Linked DNA regions of Mus musculus: region 2 is linked to region 1. The links are chromatin loops, found by intact Hi-C in ENCODE. Cell type or tissue: gastrocnemius. All regions are shown on one strand. Links, peaks and the distances in the headings refer to the core of each region. The heading gives the core; the rest is flanking DNA.

Region 1 (10,472 bases), core at 1,292-9,291:
CCTAAACATGATAAAAGCAATCTACAGCAAACCAGTAGCCAACATCAAAGTAAATGGAGAGAAGCTGGAAGCAATCCCACTAAAATCAGGGACTAGACAAGGCTGCCCACTTTCTCCCTACCTTTTCAACATAGTACTTGAAGTATTAGCCAGAGCCATTCGACAACAAAAGGAGATCAAGGGGATACAAATTGGAAAAGAGGAAGTCAAAATATCACTTTTTGCAGATGATATGATAGTATATATAAGTGACCCTAAAAATTCCAACAGAGAACTCCTAAACCTGATAAACAGCTTCGGTGAAGTAGCTGGATATAAAATTAACTCAAACAAGTCAATGGCCTTTCTCTACACAAAGAATAAACAGGCTGAGAAAGAAATTAGGGAAACAACACCCTTCTCAATAGCCACAAATAATATAAAATATCTCGGCGTGACTCTAACGAAGGAAGTGAAAGATCTGTATGATAAAAACTTCAAGTCCCTGAAGAAAGAAATTAAAGAAGATCTCAGAAGATGGAAAGATCTCCCATGCTCATGGATTGGCAGGACCAACATTGTAAAAATGGCTATCTTGCCAAAAGCAATCTACAGATTCAATGCAATCCCCATTAAAATTCCAACTCAATTCTTCAACGAATTAGAAGGAGCAATTTGCAAATTCATCTGGAATAACAAAAAACCGAGGATAGCAAAAACTCTTCTCAAGGATAAAAGAACCTCTGGTGGAGTCACCATGCCTGACCTAAAGCTTTACTACAGAGCAATTGTGATAAAAACTGCATGGTACTGGTATAGAGACAGACAAGTGGACCAATGGAATAGAATTGAAGACCCAGAAATGAACCCACACACCTATGGTCACTTGATCTTCGACAAGGGAGCCAAAACCATCCAGTGGAAGAAAGACAGCATTTTCAACAATTGGTGCTGGCACAACTGGTTGTTATCATGTAGAAGAATGCGAATCGATCCATACTTATCTCCTTGTACTAAGGTCAAATCTAAGTGGATCAAGGAACTTCACATAAAACCAGAGACACTGAAACTTATAGAGGAGAAAGTGGGGAAAAGCCTTGAAGAAATGGGCACAGGGGAAAAATTCCTGAACAGAACAGCAATGGCTTGTGCTGTAAGATCGAGAATTGACAAATGGGACCTAATGAAACTCCAAAGTTTCTGCAAGGCAAAAGACACTGTCTATAAGACAAAAAGACCACCAACAGACTGGGAAAGGATCTTTACCTATCCTAAATCAGATAGGGGACTAATATCCAACATATATAAAGAACTCAAGAAGGTGGACCTCAGAAAATCAAATAACCCCCTTAAAAAATGGGGCTCAGAACTGAACAAAGAATTCTCACCTGAGGAATACCGAATGGCAGAGAAGCACCTGAAAAAATGTTCAACATCCTTAATCATCAGGGAAATGCAAATCAAAACAACCCTGAGATTCCACCTCACACCAGTGAGAATGGCTAAGATCAAAAATTCAGGTGACAGCAGATGCTGGCGAGGATGTGGAGAAAGAGGAACACTCCTCCATTGTTGGTGGGATTGCAGGCTTGTACAACCACTCTGGAAATCAGTCTGGCGGTTCCTCAGAAAATTGGACATAGTACTACCGGAGGATCCAGCAATACCTCTCCTGGGCATATATCCAGAAGAAGCCCCAACTGGTAAGAAGGACACATGCTCCACTATGTTCATAGCAGCCTTATTTATAATAGCCAGAAACTGGAAAGAACCCAGATGCCCCTCAACAGAGGAATGGATACAGAAAATGTGGTACATCTACACAATGGAGTACTACTCAGCTATTAAAAAGAATGAATTTATGAAATTCCTAGCCAAATGGATGGACCTGGAGAGCATCATCCTGAGTGAGGTAACACAATCACAAAGGAACTCACACAATATGTACTCACTGATAAGTGGATACTAGCCCAAAACCTAGGATACCCACGATATAAGATACAATTTCCTAAACACATGAAACTCAAGAAAAATGAAGACTGAAGTGTGGACACTAGGCCCCTCCTTAGAAGTGGGAACAAAACACCCATGGAAGGAGTTACAGAAACAAAGTTTGGAGCTGAGATGAAAGGATGGACCATGTAGAGACTGCCATATCCAGGGATCCACCCCATAATCAGCATCCAAACGCTGACACCATTGCATATACTAGCAAGATTTTATCGAAAGGACCCAGATGTAGCTGTCTCTTGTGAGACTATGCCGGGGCCTAGCAAACACAGAAGTGGATGCTCACAGTCAGCTAATGGATGGATCACAGGGCTCCCAATGGAGGAGCTAGAGAAAGTACCCAAGGAGCTAAAGGGATCTTCAACCCTATAGGTGGAACAACATTATGAACTAACCAGTACCCCTGAGCTCTTGACTCTAGCTGCATATGTATCAAAAGATGGCCTAGTCGGCCATCACTGGAAAGAGAGGCCCATTGGACACGCAGACTTTGTGTGCCCCGGTACAGGGGAACGCCAGGGCCAAAGGGGGGGAGTGGGTGGGTAGGGGAGTGGGGGTGGGTGGGTAAGGGGGACTTTTGGTATAGCATTGGAAATGTAAATGAGCTAAATACCTAATAAAAAATGGAAAAAAAAAAAACTGAAAGACTTCTGTAAGGCAAAGGACAACATCAATTGTAAAATAGGGCAGCCCACAGAATGGGAAAATGCTGTGGATAGGGGCTAGTTATATTTGAAGTTAATTCCGTTCTCCTATGAGTGGCTTCCAACAAGGAATGAGTCAGTACTCAGGTGATTTCCAGTAAACCTGCTTCCCACCTTAATTTGTAAAATAAAGGAGAGCCGATGATTGGGCAATTAAAAGGGAAGGTGGAGTGGAAGGTGGGAGAGAGAAAAAGGAGAAAATGGGAGAGAGGACACAGAAGAGGAGGAAGAAGAAGAAAAGCAGAGCTCTAAGGGGTCTCATAGATGTGGAAGATGGTAGTGAAGCCGTAGATCTGCCCAATGTAGGTGCGCAGCATGTTGTGTTTTCATTGCTGGGCCATATTTGGGCTGGAGATTTCCGGAAACAGGAAAAGAATTTCACCAACTTCGCATCTGATAAAGAACTAATATCAATAAGCTTTGTCTCAAAAAAAAACCCCAAATAATCCAGTTAAAATGAGGTACAGATCTAATTTTCAACAGAAGAATCTCAACTGGCCGAGAAACAAGAGAAATATTGGACATCTTTATCCTTGAAGGAAAAGCAAATCAAAACTACTTTGAGATTCCATCTTGTGAGAATGGCTAAGATCAATAACACAAGTGACCGCTTTTGATGGCAAGGATGTGGAACAGTGGGTACGCTCCTCCACAGCTGTACAATTTTGCTGTCCCACCAGCAATGGATGAGTGTCCCCTTGCTTCACATCCTTACCAGCTGTTATTGACTCTGGCCATTCTTATTGGTATAAAATGAAATTACAGAGTCGTTTTGATTTGTATTCCCCTTAATGTCTAAGGATGTTGAATATTTTTACACTGATTATGTTTAATAAGTGAACAAAAGAAATATATAAAAACCCACAAATAGAAACTTGCAAATAAAAATAATTATATGAAATCTAATTTAACATTATCAATTCATGAAGTTGCAGCACAGAATTAACCCATCAGTTAGTATACTATATAAAATGGTTGAAGTACATGTCATGATTTTATTGAAAATTAATTACATGATATATAGATTCAAGTTTTATAAATATTAATTTGAAATAGGTTGCAATTATATTTTTTATTTTATTTACTTACTCACTTTACATCCCATTCACTGGTACCCTCCCAGTCATATCCTCCCACCATCCCTCCCCATTTCCCTCCCCTTCTCCTCTGAGCATGTGGGGAGCCCCTGGGTATCCCCCCTACCCTGGCACATCAAGTCTCCGAGGCTAGGTGCTTCCTCTCCCCCTGAGACCAGACAAGGCATCTCAGCTAGAATAATATATCCCAAGGACAGGCAACAGCTTTTGGGATAGCCCAGCTCCATTTGTTCCAGACCCTCATGAAGACCAAGCTACACATCTGCTACATATGTGTGGGGAGGCATAGGTCCAGACAGTTCTTTGGTTGGTAGTTCTGTCTATGAGAACTCCAAGGATCCAGGTTAGTTGACTCTGTTGGTCTTCCTGAGAAGTTCCTATCCCCCTTCAGGCCTGCCATCCTTTCCCCTATTCTTCCATAAGAGTCCCTGAGTTCCATCCACTGTTTGGCTGTGGTTATCTGCATCTGTCTGAGTCAGCTTCTGGGAGGAGCCTCTCAGAGGACAGTCATGCTAGGTTCCTGTGTGCAAGCATAATGGAGTATCATTAATCGTGTCAGGGTTTGGTGTTTGCCCATAGGATGGGTCTCAAGTTGGGGCAGTTATTGGTTGGGCATTCTCTTGGTTTCTGCTCCATCCCCTGTCCCTGCATTCCTTGTAGACAGGATACATTTTGGTTTGAAAAATTTGAGGGTGGGTTGATAGCCCTATTGCTCCACTGGAGTTCCTGCCTGGCTACAGGGGGTGGCCTCTTCAGACTCCATATCCCCAATTCTGTGAGTCACAGCTATGGTCACCCCCAGTGATTCTTGGGTGCCATCCTTAAGTGCATCTTCATTTGAATTTCCTCTTTTGAAAATTCTGTTTAGATCTGTACTCCACTTTTAATTGAGTTGTACTCTTGATGTTAAGATTTTTTTGTTTTATTTATTAGGAAAACTTTCTTCCCATTCTGTAGCCTGCTGCTTTGGCCAAATGACAGTGCCCTTTGCCATGCAGACACTTTATAAGTTCATGAGGTCCCACTTATTGTTGATCTGAGTGCCTGTGCTAACAGTGTCTGTTCAGAAAGTCTTTTCCCATGCCAATGAGTTCAGAACTATTCTCCAATCTCTCCTCCATCAACTGAACAAGTCTTCCCTAGCAAGTGTCTTCTCTGGATGGCACTTGACAGTACTCCTGAGGGCCATTTCCAAATGAAGCCACCAATGACACACAAACACAAAATCATGGCACAGACACAGCATCACAGGGTGACAACTGAAAGGTGGCTGCGTCCCCTTATCTAACCTTAACTGAAGTACAAATGTTAGAAAATTTTTAGAAAATTGGCTATTCTTCTGCATGTCTGAATGACGATCACAAAGGGCAGTAGTTCTTGACTTGGGGAAAATAAGTGACTTCGACTGGGTAACTGAATTTACAATTCTGAGTCTCCAAATAATAAAAATAGGCATCAATTTGTGATGAAAAATTCAACAATGTCAATAAAGCTGTTTTTAATGAAAATGGCAGACAGTGGAAAATGGCTCAATAGGATTGTGGTCATTTATTTCTCATTTCTGCCCCCTGGTGGATGATAAGGTCCTAAGCACAAAGGAAAGTCGGAAATGTATGTGATATTTTGTGTCACATGGAGGGAGATAAGCAACTAAAGGACACACATCCGTTTTGGGAGTCTGTGCAGTTCTTTTTTGGTCAAGAAATGCTTTTGCAATATGACAAATATTTTTAAGATGAGTGGCAAAAATATAATTATTCCACTGTAGCCTACACACTTGCCTTGATACAGTTGAGTAATGTAATAGAATACCAGCCTCATTTACAAACTAAATATAACATTTGGAGATATAAGCTACTTACTTTATTACCAACCAGTGACAACTGGTCACTTCAAATAGGTGATCAACTCACAGAACTGCACACAGCTTCACCCAGCAAAGCAGTTCCTTTGTCTACAACAAAATAGTGTGTAAAACATCAAGCTCACCAGTCTTTGGTGCATCTCTCTTGAGATTCTGACCAAAGCACTTCAGTCACCAAATGATGGCCATTTCCACCCACCACCCAAATTTCAGAATTAGCAAACAAAATTCTTAAGCATATGGATCCACAGTCCTGAGAAAAACTGGATAGTGACACAACCCAAGAACTGCAGAACTGGCTGGGCCATGCCACCCCTAGAAGTACCTCCTGGTTTTACTAGAATAATAATGTCTTTCTTCCCCTTTCAAAGATCCATTTTCCTTTATTAATTATGTAACTAACATTTCTCCCAAACGTATTTCAGAAATAAGATGTGGTCTAATTATGCTCTTAGAACTCTGAATTTACTTTAGATAATTTGCAGGTTTTGGTAACACACATGCATCCTTTTTACACAATAAGTTTCCCCTGGGATCAACAGCCTTCAACTTGCTGACCATATTCTATTAAGAAATCTACTGAAATCCAAAACAATATACTGGGAAGATAACTGCTTGGAAAAGGAGGAAGGAGAGATCAGACAATGCTAGCAATCACGGGATCTAAATATAACATCTGGGTTTTACTTTCTCTTTAAATGAGCTTGGCTACTCAGCCAGAAATACATGTTGGCATAAGTTGAGTTTCCTGGCTGCTAAAATTTGGAAAGTGTTGTTAAACAGTACCATGAAAAACAAGAGTCTCCTCATTCTGCAGCTTAAACGTTGCCATCTCACCAGAAGCTGTGTTTAGATAAGCAGCTTCAGCTGTTGCAGGGTTTTGAGTAAGACAAGCAATCATTTTTCTTAGCCCAGTCATGTTTAATCCAGGGTTCTGAGGTGTTGGACACCGAATGGACACTAAAGATCAACCTGAGACATTGGCTCTGGGTTTGTTGTCAGAATCTTATGGAAGTTTGTAAAAATGGAAGCAAGTTTCATTAAGAAAAATTACACAAAAGTGAGAAATTGAGGAAAAGTGAGAAAATCAAGGAAAAATAAAACTTTAGAGAGAGGACTTCCATTCATCCAGGAAAGGAGGGAAAAGTTGTGGAATTCCTTTGTTGCAAGTTAAATGTCCGTGATAGAAACTTGACCAGGGCTGAGGTAAGCTCTATTAGGATTGGTCCATTCTCTGGGCTAACGTGGACCAGAGCCAATAGGGCATGTCTTTTTGGCCCAACCAAGGAGATAATCATGCTCTGTTCATGGGATGCTGATCCTGTTATGGACAGTTGAAGCCCTACAATGTCTTGACTCCATCTTTGCTAGAGTTTTGCTTGACACTATTGGTCATTTGGTTGGCATCACTACTGTCTGACCTTAGCTGGTGTCTCTAGTGTTGCTAATTACACTAAGGTCTCCTTGTTCCCACATTCATATGACAAGCATGTAGCTTTACTGTGGAAAAAGAGTTAATGATCACAGTCAACAAGATGTAGCTGTAGATTTTCTTGGTTATCCCACATTTAGCTATTTGGGGTAGTCTGAGGTGGTCTCTTCCGCAGAAGCCTCTCATTAGAAGCCTTTCTGACTGACAATTTAATGTTACCATCAGCTGCATTAGAAACAAGAAAATAAAGGCATAAAATCTGTGCATGTCTTTCACTGGCTTTGGGGATGTGTGTGAGTGAGTGTGTGTGTGTGTGTGTGTGTGTGTGTGTGTGTGTGTGTGTTTCCACTCAGGCTCCTGCCTTCTTATCTATTGAAGTACCTCACTCATGTGCTTCACTATTCCAAATATTCCCTTGTTAACCCTTAATCTTCCTTTTAACCTCAGCCTTGGTGTGATATGTCAACAATTTAAAAGTTTTTACCAGGGTGTTTTTTAAATCTTATGACCCACAGGAGGATAGCTACTGCATCAGAACCACCTTAGTTCTTCCTGGCTAGGACACTGCTACTTTTGATTGGTGCTACATCCACTCCAGTGGAGTCTGCTTGACAGGTTTTAGGAACCTGGAAGCAGTCCTGAGGCAAAGAGTTTCATGGAAACTTAGCCTCCTGGAAACTTGGTACTCCCATAGCACATACACTCAAAACCTGTCCCCAAGTTAATCTGGTGTATAGGTCCGTGTGCTCTCTTTCAGTATTGTTTTATTATAAGTGCCTTTAAGGATTGATTTTGACATATAGCTAAGCCTTCACCAGTGTTCCAATGTCCTAGAAAGTCCTTGAAGCTGACACTGAGCTTGGAATTCAGTAAGAATGTTACCTATTCAGTAACACTCAAATTTACTTCTAGTAGAGACAGTGAAAATAATCAGGCATTACAATTAACTTGAATAGAGCTAGAAAGCTCAGGGCTAGTCTACATAGTAATTACTTAGGGCAATAGCCAAGTCACACCCAAACACGGGAATACACAATGGCCTAGGAAATAGGTGGGTTGTAGTATATTATTCATGAAAGGGTTAGTAGAATGGAATTCCCCTGGTGCAGGTTTTTCACTAGGCCCAGAGGAATAGCATAATCAGGTATTTACTAAAGGAGCCCTGGTGGTGGGTTTAACAATAGACTAGCATTGCATCAGAGCATTCACCTGGTTCCTGTGTTTAGCTGATTTTAATTAAGGGTTGTTCCTATTCTCAGTTGTAAACAAGGCCTGGCTCCTGCCATCTTTTTATGTGTGCATTTTTTTGTTTTGTTTTGTGTTAAGGACCAGTGTACCTTGATGGATGTATTCACCTAGCCTTCTTGTTTTTCTTCTGTAATATAAGACTGGTGCTTGCTTTGTGAAAGTACATCCAGATACAGCACTCCCTTGTGTTCTTATTTGCTTGTCATTCGCCATCTCCTTGCTCACCTGTAACCAGAACCTCGTTCCCTGCAGATCGGAGACCCAATTGAGGTTCGTCTGTAGAAGATTGCTAATTGCTTTATAAGGCAATATAGAATATTTGCAAGTTTCAACGTTCAGGTCCAACTGTCAACAAAGTCCCCTGCCCCACCTCTCCCCAGAGCAAAGAGCATTCCTTATGATGATTTCACATGTGAGATGGTTGGGGACATCACCATCACACATTGACCATGCTGCTCCAAGCCTTCAAAGCACCTTTCTTCAGCCTCATCAGTACCTACCACTCCCATTTCCAACAGTCCTTGTGCCCCACCTTGATGGAACCCTAGAGATCACAAGGCAGATGCTGGGTTTTTCTTGCGCAGCTTCCTAGACATCACTAGGTCAGCTCTGCCATGCCAGGACTTCTGGAACTTCGAGACCACCTCCAAAACACACAGAAACCCCCCTTCCATGAAAGGTCCCCAGCATCTCACTGTTAGGCATACCTCTGGACTTGACACAGGAAGGAACTGAGAACAAGCTGGCTCTTTAGGGTAATGCTGGGCAGACTTGCGGGGAGGGACTCCTGGTTTGATTCCAAGGTCTCAGGCAAGTTCTCTCACCTACCTCAGCCAGTCTGTAAAACTGGCCCATAGTACAAGCAGAAGGAAACACTGAGCAGAAGTGATACGATGCAACCCAAGCTACTGCAAGGCAGAACATAGAGCAGTTCTCAAAGGTTGAGTGAGTGTCATCCTAGGAAGCACTGAGGAGACCTGGGCACTTTAGAATGGGGAGGTACCCATCAGCTGCTGGAGAAAAGTGAGCCAGGAGGTCTAGGAAGCAAGCTCAGGAAATGCAGATTTATTGACAGCATAGAGGATCAGCAGTGGACTGTATGCTGTCATCTCATTTCTACAGTAAAGCAGGGGAGACTGACCAATATCCTTTATGTACCTTCACCCAGCTTCCTCAAACATCCCGACTGTCCTGTCTAAATATCTGCAAGCTGTGTCAGGAGTCTGGAAAACCAGATGGGTCTTTTTTGTTTGTTTTGTTTTGTTTTGTTTTTTTACCATTGGTTTTGTTTTTGTGGTGCTGGGGATGAAACCCAGGGCCTTGTACATGCCAGACCAGGGTTCTATAACTGGGCTACAATACTCAGATGACTTTCAAAACATAAGTAACATGTTGCTTTTGCCCATTTTAGTAAGAATAATACTAAAGTCATTAACCGTCCTTATAATTCTTTGTTTCACAACTAGAAATGCTTTGATTTGAGATCCTTTGCATCTGTTTTCACACAAGAAAAATGAGAGACTATTAGCAGCCTTAGTGTCTCTATGTGACATCTGCCCACAAAACCCTTCCACACCCGGAGACTCAACTGGACTCCTCAGTGCCTTGCTATATCCAAGCACCTGCAGCCATTTTAGCTGACTGACCCCTCACCCACCTTCATGGCTTCAGGTGCCTGAACTGCCATTACACAGGCTTGAATCCAGCCCTAGAACTGTCAGAAAGGCCCTAGAAATGGCAAAAGGAACTGGCAGAGGGGAGCTGGTGCTCAGGGCTACCCACTGTGGCTCAGAAACTGTCCACTATTGGGCAGGATCAGGAAAGTGAGCACCTGTCCTGTGATGGATTTTCTCTCATGCGTAGAGGCTTATATAGTCCACAACCACTCAAAGGTGGAGGGTCATTGCCCTCTCAACCAATGGTGAGTGAAACAGAGTCTGAAGAAAAGAGGGCGAGAGTAAAGGACTCTCAAAGTGGCAGGGAAGATAAGTGTAATGCTTCACAGGGAAGAAGAAACAGCTTCCTAAGCCAAAGATAGTAAAAAGGACTTCTGAGCTGAAATAACACTGGGAAAACTGATGTCCTTTGGACTTTCTTGCTCTTAAGGCCCTTTGACCTTTTGTGGATCATAGCCACTC
Region 2 (10,472 bases), core at 1,653-9,652, 230 kb before region 1:
CGTGCTCTTAACCACTGAGCCATCTCTCCAGCCCTTTACTTTGATTTTAAAGATAGTATTCATGCCTTTTTGTTAATCATATAAATACTACTTGTTTTGTTGATAAATCACTTACCTGGATAGAATACTCTATAAGAAATCTTTGAATACTAGCTAATCCATTTTATAACCATGAAAGCTCAGGGCAATTAGTAGTTTGCTAAATTCTCCAAGTTAGTAGTAAAAACTAGACTTAAACCAAAGGTTTTCTGATGATAAAGTCTTAGTTCCACTGCCTAAGCATAAGCTTGACTTTCTGATTCAAAGCATTTCATTTGTGAAATTAAAATATGTTCTTAGAAACATATAGTTATATCTACATGAAGTTACTAATGGCATTAATAAGACTTCTAAAGGCTTAGGTAAGTAAGCTTGACTATGCTTTAGTTTTCTGGTTTGGGAAATGAGCATCATGGTAATGTCTCACTAAAGTTTATGTATTAAGTAGCATTTGTGACAAAGGTAGGCTCATAACAGTACTAAGGTCATATTAAATTTAAACTGTATTTTTCATTTGTTTTTGTAATTGAAAAGATTATATATACTTATTGTTTGTAGCATGTTCTGAAGTATGTATATATTTGAATGGCTCAGTCACTTTACATGTTGTTCATTGAGAGCAACTTAAATCTACTTCTCATGATCCTCAAGCATGGGCCACATTGTTGCTGGGCCTGGCAGCACACACCTTGAATCCCCTCACTGAAGACAGAAGCAGGAGTGTACCGGTGAATTTGAGCACCACCCCCCTTCGGATTATATAGTGAGCTCCAGGACAGCTAGGAATACATAACAGAAACTCTGTAATGAAAGATCCAAGGGAGAAAAGAGTATATTTACACTAATGTTGTACAGTGATCTCATCAATTGATTCTCAGCTTATGGAATTTTGTGTCTTTTGTCTATGTCATTTCCTCTCTGTTACTTTTCATATATGTAGATCTATTTAGAAAAGTCTGATGTTTTTATTTTAGAAACTTTACAGATTGCATCCTAAATAATTTTCTTCCTAAATTATAATGTATAGTGTTTAGTTCATTCTCCTAAAATGATGCATTTGGGAAGTAAAATTTATTAATTGAACTTGTAATCCCTACCTTGGATTTATGCTTTCTAATAAAGTAGTAGATTATTTTTTTGTCTACATCTGCATCTTTACCTGGGATGGTTAATTTTATTGTCAACCTGATTTACAAAGCACATAAATTAATAGCATATCTATGAGGTTGTTTTCTATGATGACTGCCTTAGGGGATAAGTGTGGGTAGCAACATTCTATAGAATAGAATAGAATAGAATAGAATAGAATAGAATAGAATAGAATAGAATAGAATAGAATAGAATAGAATAGAATGCAGAATGCTTTGGGTTTTGCTTCTGTTTTCTTTTTTTGTTTCAAATATTTTTATTAATATAGAATAAGCTAATTCTGAGTAACGGTGCTATTAGGACATATAAGCATATATAAATATATAAACTGTGTGTATATACTCACAGGTAAGTGTATTAATACATCAGTGATTATTGTTGCCACTTCTCTGCTCTGTGATCATCCTAATTTCTGCGACAACACAGGGGGTTGTGTAGATGGTAACTTGTTAGAAGGTTACTTGTTAGTTCAGGACCTCATTACTTTCTGCCTGAACTATTGCAGTAGCCTCCTAACTGGTTATCCCACCTCCATTCTTGCCCCTTCTAAGTTTTTTTCTGGTATAATGCTGTAAAAAAATGATTTGTGTAAAATATGTCTTGGTGTCCTTGTCCTGCTTAAATATGGTTCACCATGATGCACAAAATAACAAGTTTTATATGTCATATTAGTTCTCTACTGTGACTCTGTCAGCCTCCATTTCATCCCATAGTCATCTCTGGGCTCTGCCTCCCCTTTAAACCAGTTCTTACACTATAGCTCAGGCTTGCCTAGAACTTGTTGTATAGCCCAGACTAGCTTCAAATTCACAGCAATCCTCATACCTCATCCTCCAAAAGAAGGGATTACAGATAGGAACCATCTTACCCAGCTCTGTAGTAATTTCTTTCTGCTACCTTACATTTCTCCTTATTACCATTCATTCAACTATTTTATGCTCTAACCTTTTGTTTTTGTTGTCTTCTGTTTAACTGAATGTTTGTTGTTCTTCTTGTCTTCTGATTAAATTCTTAGCCTTTAACATTTAACTTGGCATCCTCTTACTCGACAAAACTCTGAACTTCTTCCCTAACTAGTTTCTAGGCTTAGATGAGTAACTGTCCTCCATGTTACCGGAACAGAGAATGTTTTACAGTTGCCTACTTAATTTATTTGTCTTCCCTCTTAGACTGTAAGCCCTCAAGGGCAGGGACTACCTCTTAACTGACTTTAGTAATCTAGTTCATCAACACAGTATCTGGGAAGTAAATGCGTTTTGGATACCCTAAACAATCCATAATTTAAGAAAGAAGGAATTGTACAATGAACAAAGGTGAAAATTGAGCTCTAATCTCTTCTTTGGGTCCTCTTATTTTAGGATCTAAGTGTGTGCTCTTCAGAAAGCTTGAGTGCAAAGATTTCATTACTTTCCAGAGGATCCCTACCTTGGATTCATGCTTTCTAATAACGTGGTGGATATTTTTGACTCGTGATATTTTAAATGAGAACAAGATCATGCATATTACATTCTGGCAATGAACTTGTTGGTCTGTGCTTTTTGTTCTGAGATTCTGTGTGATGCCTAATGCTAAAGGACTGACTAGATCATTGTGGAGAGGAAGTTTCAGGAGAGCTCAGGATACAGGCGATTGTGTAGGTTATGCTAGCTGCTTTTGCCAAGTTGGCACTAAGAACTGTGAGCAAAATCCGAACAAAGAGGTTTGAAAACTTGCCCTGTATCCAGAATACCATATAAATTTAGGGCTAGGGAAGTGTGACCCTTCTAATATTTTCAAGATTAGAACAGCTTGAACCACCAAATAAAAACATTTTTAATTGCTATTTTTATTTTTTATTTTTATTTTTTTAAGGTTTATTTATTTTATTTATATGAGTACACTGTAGCTGTCTTCAGACACACCAGAAGAAGGCATCAGATCTTATTACAGATTGTTGTGAGCTACCATGTGATTGCTGGGAATTGAACTTAGGACCTCTGGAAGAAAAGTCGGTGCTCTTAACCACTGAGCCATCTCTCCAGCCCTACTTCTTTTTAGTCAAGTGCTTGCTACATAGCCCACACTGCACTCAAAATTTCAGTAATGTTGGGAACTCAGCCTCATAGGTGTGAACCAAATGATTACTTTTTAAAGTGTTGCATTTTTTTTGAATTATTTATTTTATGTATATGATTACACTATAGCTGTCTTCAGACACACCAGAAGAGGGCATCGGATCTCATACAGATGATTGTAAGCCACCATGTGGTTGCTGAGAATTGAACTTGGGACCTCTGGAAGAGCAGTGAGTGCTCTTAACCACTGAGCCATCTCTCCTGCCCTTAAAGGTGTTACTTTTGTATGAACATAGGAACTGTGGGAAAAGCATTGTTGCCTTGAGTAAGACAACAGTAAGTAAGACTGTAATAAAATAGGTAAAATAGGTTATTAATAGAGCCTTTTCTCTTAAGGTTTATATTTCATAGTCTTTCTCTCCTCCCCAACTCCTGATGCTAAGGAGGGAAACCAGAGCCTTGCATAAGAATGCCACATGCTTTGGGGAAAAAACACTGCTAGGAAATATTTTCATTATAAATTAATACATGATAGTTTATATCTCATGGTTTAGTCCCTCATAGTAACATTTCTTGGTCCATTTAGCCTGAACCAGACCTTTTTTTTTTCTAATCTTTACTCGTTTACATTAAATAAATTCTGTTAATAACAGTGTTACCATATAATGCATGTCCAAACTTTTTGTGGAATAGATGCTGAAGACAAGTAACTACCTTTCTGTGTAGAGTTACTGGGTCTTTTGAGCTTTACTCATTGCTAGCTTAGCTGAAGCTTTCTTAGTTCTGATGGATTAGAGATCAGTCATCTGTTCCTGATTTCCGAACTTTCATTTCTACTGCCTGTTTTCCTATTCCCAATTCTTGGGAGTTTATACTTTACAACACAAGCAAACAATTAAACAAACAGAAAGCAACTTTGTATTGTAGTTTCAAGAGGGCTTGGACAAGAGTCAGTATTGAGAAGTGGGTGTTCAGCTGGCCATAGTAGTGCACACCTTTAATCCTGGCACTCAGGAGGCAGGCAGGTCTCTGTGAAAAAGTTCCAAAAAAGAAGTGTGTGTTCAAGCTATCATCTTCACTTAGGAAGTCACTAGTTATAAAACTGACCTAGAATCTTTTAAGAGTTTAGTCACCTTGTGTGTGCTTTGTTTTCGTGTTCTGTTTTTTGTTTTGTTTTTTGTTTGTTTGTTTTCGAGACAGGGTTTCTCTATATAGCCCTGGCTGTCCTGGAACTCACTCTGTAGATCAGGCTGGCCTCGAACTCAGAAATCCACCTGCCTCTGCCTCCTCAGTGCTGGGATTAAAGGCGTGTGCCACCTCGCCCGGCTGTTTTCCTGTTTTTAAAGTGGTTTTTTGCAGAAGTACGCTTGTGTGTGTTTTATTGCGAATAACCATTCTCATACACTTTTATTGACTTTTCAGTTGGCCTCAGTTACCCTTTTTTTTGTTCTTAAGTATTATTTTTGTTTTTTTACTCTAATATGGTGGCAAATGCCTGTAATCCTACCAGATGTTAGGGGTAATCAAGATTTCAAAATCAGAGGACAGGCTTGGGCTACAAAGTGAAACCCTATCACAAAGAGTGCCCGGCCTAAAACTAAGTCTGATGGCATTTCCCTGTACTCTCTCTCAGCTTCTTAGAAGGCTAGGTTGGAAGAAGCTAGGCTGGAGGATAGCTTGAGGCCAGGAGTCAGAGGGGAACCTGAGCAATTAGCGAGACCCTGATATATCTGGTATATGTTTGATGTAATTCAAACAATACAAAAGTATATACAATAAAAAGTTGCTTTTGAAAGTCATCTGAGTCTTCTGAGGTAATCATTGTTCATGTTTAGTCTTTGATTAGATTTATTCCAAGTTTACAAACATTTTTAAATGAAATAAAACTATATAGTTCTTTTCAGCTTGAATATTTTCACCTATTGTATTAATTTCCTTTCTGTTGCTACAATAGAATATCCCAAGAAAAGCAACTTGAGGAAGAAGGCATTGATTTTGGTTTATAGTTTGCGAGGGGATATAGTCTATTAAGGTAGTAGGAGCTTGGCATGGGGCTAGTCCAAGCAGTCAGGTAGCAGAGAAATCACATTTCATCCTCACATGGGAAGTTAAGAGCCACAATGAACTAGGACCAGGCTATAAAGTCTTAAAGTCTGCTTCTAGTGCACTTTTCTTCTGGTATATCTTTCTCTCCCAAAGGCTCTACAAATCCCCAGTGTTACTAGCTGGGGACCAAATGTCTAAACATATGAGCTTATCAGAATATCTCATACTCAAACCACAAAACTATAATAAATATACACAAGTATATATATTTCATTTATCATTAGAAGATGAAAGGCTCAAGAGTGGTACCTGGTGCACATTAAGCACTGTGACAACTATTAGCTGCTACCATAGTTGTGGTTGTATAATATTCTGTACTATAGAATACAATATATACTATATATATAATATCTCAACAGTAAAACTCTTTCTAATTGTTATAAAAAGACAGTGATACCGCCAGGCGTGGTGGCGCACGCCTTTAATCCCAGCACTTGGGAGGCAGAAGCAGGCAGGAGTTCGAGGCCAGCCTGCTCTACAGAGTGAGTTCCAGGACAGCCAGGGCTACACAGAGAAACCCTGTCTCAAAAAAACCAAAACCAAAACAAAACAGTTCTACAAGGCCATGCATGATGGCATATTCCTTTGATCTCAGCACTTGGGAAATAGAAGCAAGTGAGTTCAAGTTCAAGGCCAGCCTGGTCTACAGTAATGAGTTTGTGGACAACCAGAGCTACATAGTCTAACCCTACCTCAGAACAAACAAACAAACAAAATAGTGACTTCATAGGTATTCATGTACATTCATGTGTTTTATAAAGAATAAATCTATACAACTTAAATTTTTAGCCATAATAAGACTGGTTTTATTACTTTTAATAATAAAAGTTATTACTTTTAATTTTGTTAATTTCTCACAAAAATTGAGCCATTTCCTATGGCTGGAAGCAGTATGTAGACATTGTTTCTCACCAGTGCAAGCTATAGAAATGTCCTAGCCTTTGTTAGTTAAAGTAATATACCCACTCTATGACAATTCCAAACTCTTTCGCCTGTGGACAAAGGCCCAAATGTGCAGTTTTACCAATATCCATAAGGTGGGGCTAGTTCTCTGAGAATCTGTTTATTAGGATAGGCTAGGATTGACATGCACAGTTAACAAAGTACAGTACCATACACACACTTTCTCAAGATGAATGTTTGAGCATTACTAACAATTATGCCTTCATTTGTAGAATCCATTATTATCCCAGATTTGGATTAGACAGCATGATAAATAGTATTTGACTATTAATCTACCATAGACATAAATATCTGATAATGGCAGGATGGTAGATATAATAGATGTGCACATAAAGTCTGTAGGGACTCCAAATCACTGTCCTATCATGAGATAATTACTTTTAATTTATTCTGTAATTTATATGTAGCTTTGAATAATGAAAAATACTTACTTTGTCTGTAGAATATAGTCTTTTTTGTAGCCATGTAAGTCTCTGTAACTTACATAAGATATTTCTTTTTTTTCATTTTTAAAAAGTTATTTATTCACTTTAATCCATATCACTGTCCCCTTCCTGTACCCCTTTCCACAATCCCTCCTCCCATGCCCACTTCTTCCCTGAGAGGGCAGAAGCCCCATCTGGGTATCTCCCATCACCCTGGCACATCAAGTCTGTGGGGCTAGGCACATTCTCACCCACTGAGACCAGACAAGGCAGCCCAGCTAGAAGAACTTATTCCACAAACAGGTAACAGTTTTAGGGATAGCCCCTATTCTAGTTGTTCAGAACCTACCTGAAGACCGAGCTGCACATCTGGGTATAGCATATTATGCTCTTTAGTTGGTGGTTCAGTCTCTGAGAGCCCCCAAGAGTCCAGGTTAGTTGACTCTGTTGGTCTTCCTTTCCAATACAGATAATTCATAAGGTTTGCTTTAGGAGTCTTGGTAGTGGTGTATGTTAAAATTAAAAATTAAGGCAGAATATTTTTGTCCTGCAACTAAACAAGTCTTGACTTGAGTCCCCACAGTGCTACTTTTAACTGTTGTTGGACACGCTCTTTAGTTGGACCCAACCCAACCTCATTTTCTTCATATTTTAAAAAAGTTTTCCCATTAATTTATTCATTTTACACCCTGATCACTGTGTGTGTGTGTGTGTGTGTGTGTGAGAGAGAGAGAGAGAGAGAGAGAGAGAGAGAGAGAGAGAGAGAGAGATACATTTGTGAATGCAGATGTGACCATGCTATGGGGTGTGTATATGGAGGTATGGGAACAGAGAACAACTTGCAGGAGTTGGTTTTCTTCTATTGTGAGTTTTAGGGATTTAACTCAGGCTTGCAGGACAAATGCTTTTACAAAACCATAGAGCCATCCACTAGCCCACTTTCCTCACCTTAAAAGGGAAGTAAGAGTTGTTCATGGCAGTACATGTATATAATGTCAGTACTCAGAAGACTGAGGCAGAAAGATTATGAATTCTAGACCAGCCATGGAGCTGCCAAGGGAGATGGATATATAACAAAAACTAAGATATATTATTAATTATCAATTTGTATATACTGCTTGAGGTCAGTTCCAGGGCATTTTGAGTCACAAAAGCAAAACCCTGTATAAAAGGTTGGTGGTGTGGGTAACATGAGTGCTTAATACTTAGGATTTTTGTGCTAAGAACTGATTCTGTGTTTGTGTGTGAGAAAGATGGGGGGTGGGGGTGGCAGGGGGGGTGGCGGGGAGGGAGGGAGGGAGAGAGAGAAAGTATAGTAATACAAAATTTCTCACATGTAACTTGTTAGCATTGTTATCATGTATTCAGTTACCTTATAAGTTGAAACTTTGGTATTTTGTCTGGTTACTTCCACAATCATATCTTTTTTTCTTTTATTGAATATTTTATTTATTTACATCTCAAATGTTATCCCCTTTCCCAGTTTTCCCTCCAGAAACCCCCTATGCCATCCTCCCTCCTCCTGCTTCTGTGAGGGTGCTTATCCCTCCACCCCCATCCCCATCCACTCCCGCCTCCCTGCCCTCGAATTCCCCTACAATGGAGCATTGAACCTTCCCAAGGGCCTCTCCTCCCATTGATGTCTGACAAGGCCATCCTCTGCTACATATATGGCTGGAGCCATGGGTCTCTCCATGTACTCTTCCGTTGGTGATTTAGTTCCTGGGAGCTCTGTGGGTGTGTGTGTGGGGGGGGGGGTCTGGTTTGTTGGTATTGTTGTTCTTCCTATGGGGTTGCAAACTCCTTCAACTCCTTCAGACCTTTCTCTAACTCGTCCATTGGGGGACCATGTGCTCAGTCCAATGGTTGGCTGCAAGCATCCACCTCTATATTTGTCAGGCACTGGCAGAGCCTCTCAGGAGACAGCTATATCAGGCTCCTGTCAGCAAAGCACTTGTTGGCATCCACAATAGTGTCTGTGTTTGGTGACTGTATATGGGATGGCTCCCCAGGTGGGGCAGTCTCTGGATGGCCTTTCCTTCAGTCTCTGCTCTACACGTTGTCTCTGTATTTGCCCCCTTGAGTATTTTGTTCCCCCTTCTAAATAGGACCAAAGCACCCACATTTTGGTCTTCCTTCTTCTTGAGCTTCATGTGGTCTGTGAAAATAACCCTATTAAAATTGGGGTACAGAGCTAAACAGAATTCTCAACTGAGGAATCTTGAATGGCCAAGAAGCACCTAGAGAAATGTTACATGAGAAATGTAACATCCTTAGTCATCAGGGAAATGCAAGTCAAAACGACCATGAGATTCCAGTTCACACCAGTCAGAATGGCTAAGGTCAAACACTCAGGTGACAGCAGATGTTGGCAAGAATATAGAGAAAGAGGAACACTCCTCTATTGCTGGTGGGATTGCAAGCTGGTACAACCACTCTGGAAATCAGTCTGGCAGTTCCTCAGAAAATTCGACATAGTACTACCTGAGGAACCAGCTATACCACTTCTGGGCATATACCCAAAAGATGCTCCAAAATATAACAAGGACACATGCTCCACTGTATTTATAGCAGCCTTATTTATAATAGCCAGAAGCTGGAAAGAACCCAGATGCCCTTCAACAGAGGAATGGATACAGAAAATGTAGTACATTTACACAATGGAATACTACTCAGCTATTAAAAACAGTGCATTCATGAAATTCTTAGGCAAATGGATGGAAATAGAAAATATCATTCTGAGTAAGGTAACCCAGTCACAAAAGAACACACATGATAGGCACTTACTGAGAAGTGGATATTAGTCCAAAAGCTCGGAATACCCAAGATACAGTTCATAGAAAACATTTTCCTATAAGTGTTTGTTGAAATGGCACTTCGAATTCCTAGCCTATGGATTCTCAGTGTATATATCCAAGGAAGAGCAGCTCATTGTTCTATGGATTCTCAGTGTATATATCCAAGAAAGAGCAGTTCATTGTTTAATGTGGTTATTGACCTAGCAAGATTGTTTTTAAAAAACTTAGAGTTGTGATATCTTAACACACCTGAAACTAGCTTGAAATGCATATTCTGAGGTACTACCTGAGACTTCAGTTTGAAACTGTGAGAATAGTGCTCAGTGTTTTGTATATTAGCAAAAAGTCATACTAATATTTGATAACCACTGCTTTGGAAAATCATTGAGGGCTTTATGTTGTATTTGGTACATGCCACGCACTACTAAGATGGAATCTAAAATAAATACTCTGTTCAAACAAACTTCTACAGAGTTTTTTTTTTTTTTCTTATAGGTAGTGAGGCCTTTTGAGCAATAATTTAATTCTTACCAATTTAGAGATTTTAGTATTTTGAAGCACTCTTACCAAGCTCATTCTGGCCTGGCACTATTGACTGTTGACTATATCTAAAACTATCCAAAAAGCTTTCGGGGTGTGTCTATGAGGGATTAAGTTGAGGTGGGAAGACTCGAATTAACTAAGAATAGGACCATTCTATAGGGTGGGGTCTTACAGTAAATATAAAGGAGAAAAAAAGCCACACACCAGCATTCATCTTTGTTTGCTTGTAAACTGTAGACCAGTTGTTACGACTTTCTTTCAGAATGGACTGTACCCTTCTTGTATGCCTTCAAGCAGTATGTAGAAATTGTATCTCACTACTGAGATATATATATTCTATCTCTATGGCAGCACTGAGATAAGTAATTAGTATATGCACAGTACCCCCCCCCCCC

The links. A loop is a pair of places that touch in the nucleus more often than their neighbours do. Peaks named below come from ENCODE experiments on the same cell type or tissue, not always from the same donor. Only the 100,000 strongest peaks of a DNase experiment are listed, where the experiment ranks them.
Region 2: a loop joins it to region 1, with 7 times the contacts of the local background. A loop is called at or near these places in 22 of 42 quality-filtered maps.

The regions. Positions count from the first base shown.
Region 1 is chr4:94,895,543-94,906,014 of GRCm38, forward strand. It overlaps a transcript of Eqtn not described here. Among named protein-coding and RNA genes, the nearest start is that of Eqtn, 28 kb to the right of the region's middle. In gastrocnemius, for the core only: a CTCF peak has its summit at 5,363 (motif pointing left); no DNase peak of the experiment used is centred there.
Region 2 is chr4:94,663,526-94,673,997 of GRCm38, forward strand. All of the region lies in intron 13 of Ift74 (intraflagellar transport 74), which reads left to right. It overlaps Mir872 (microRNA 872), which reads left to right and starts at 1,632; the gene lies at 1,632-1,712. In gastrocnemius, for the core only: no CTCF peak of the experiment used is centred there; a DNase peak (open chromatin) is centred at 6,368.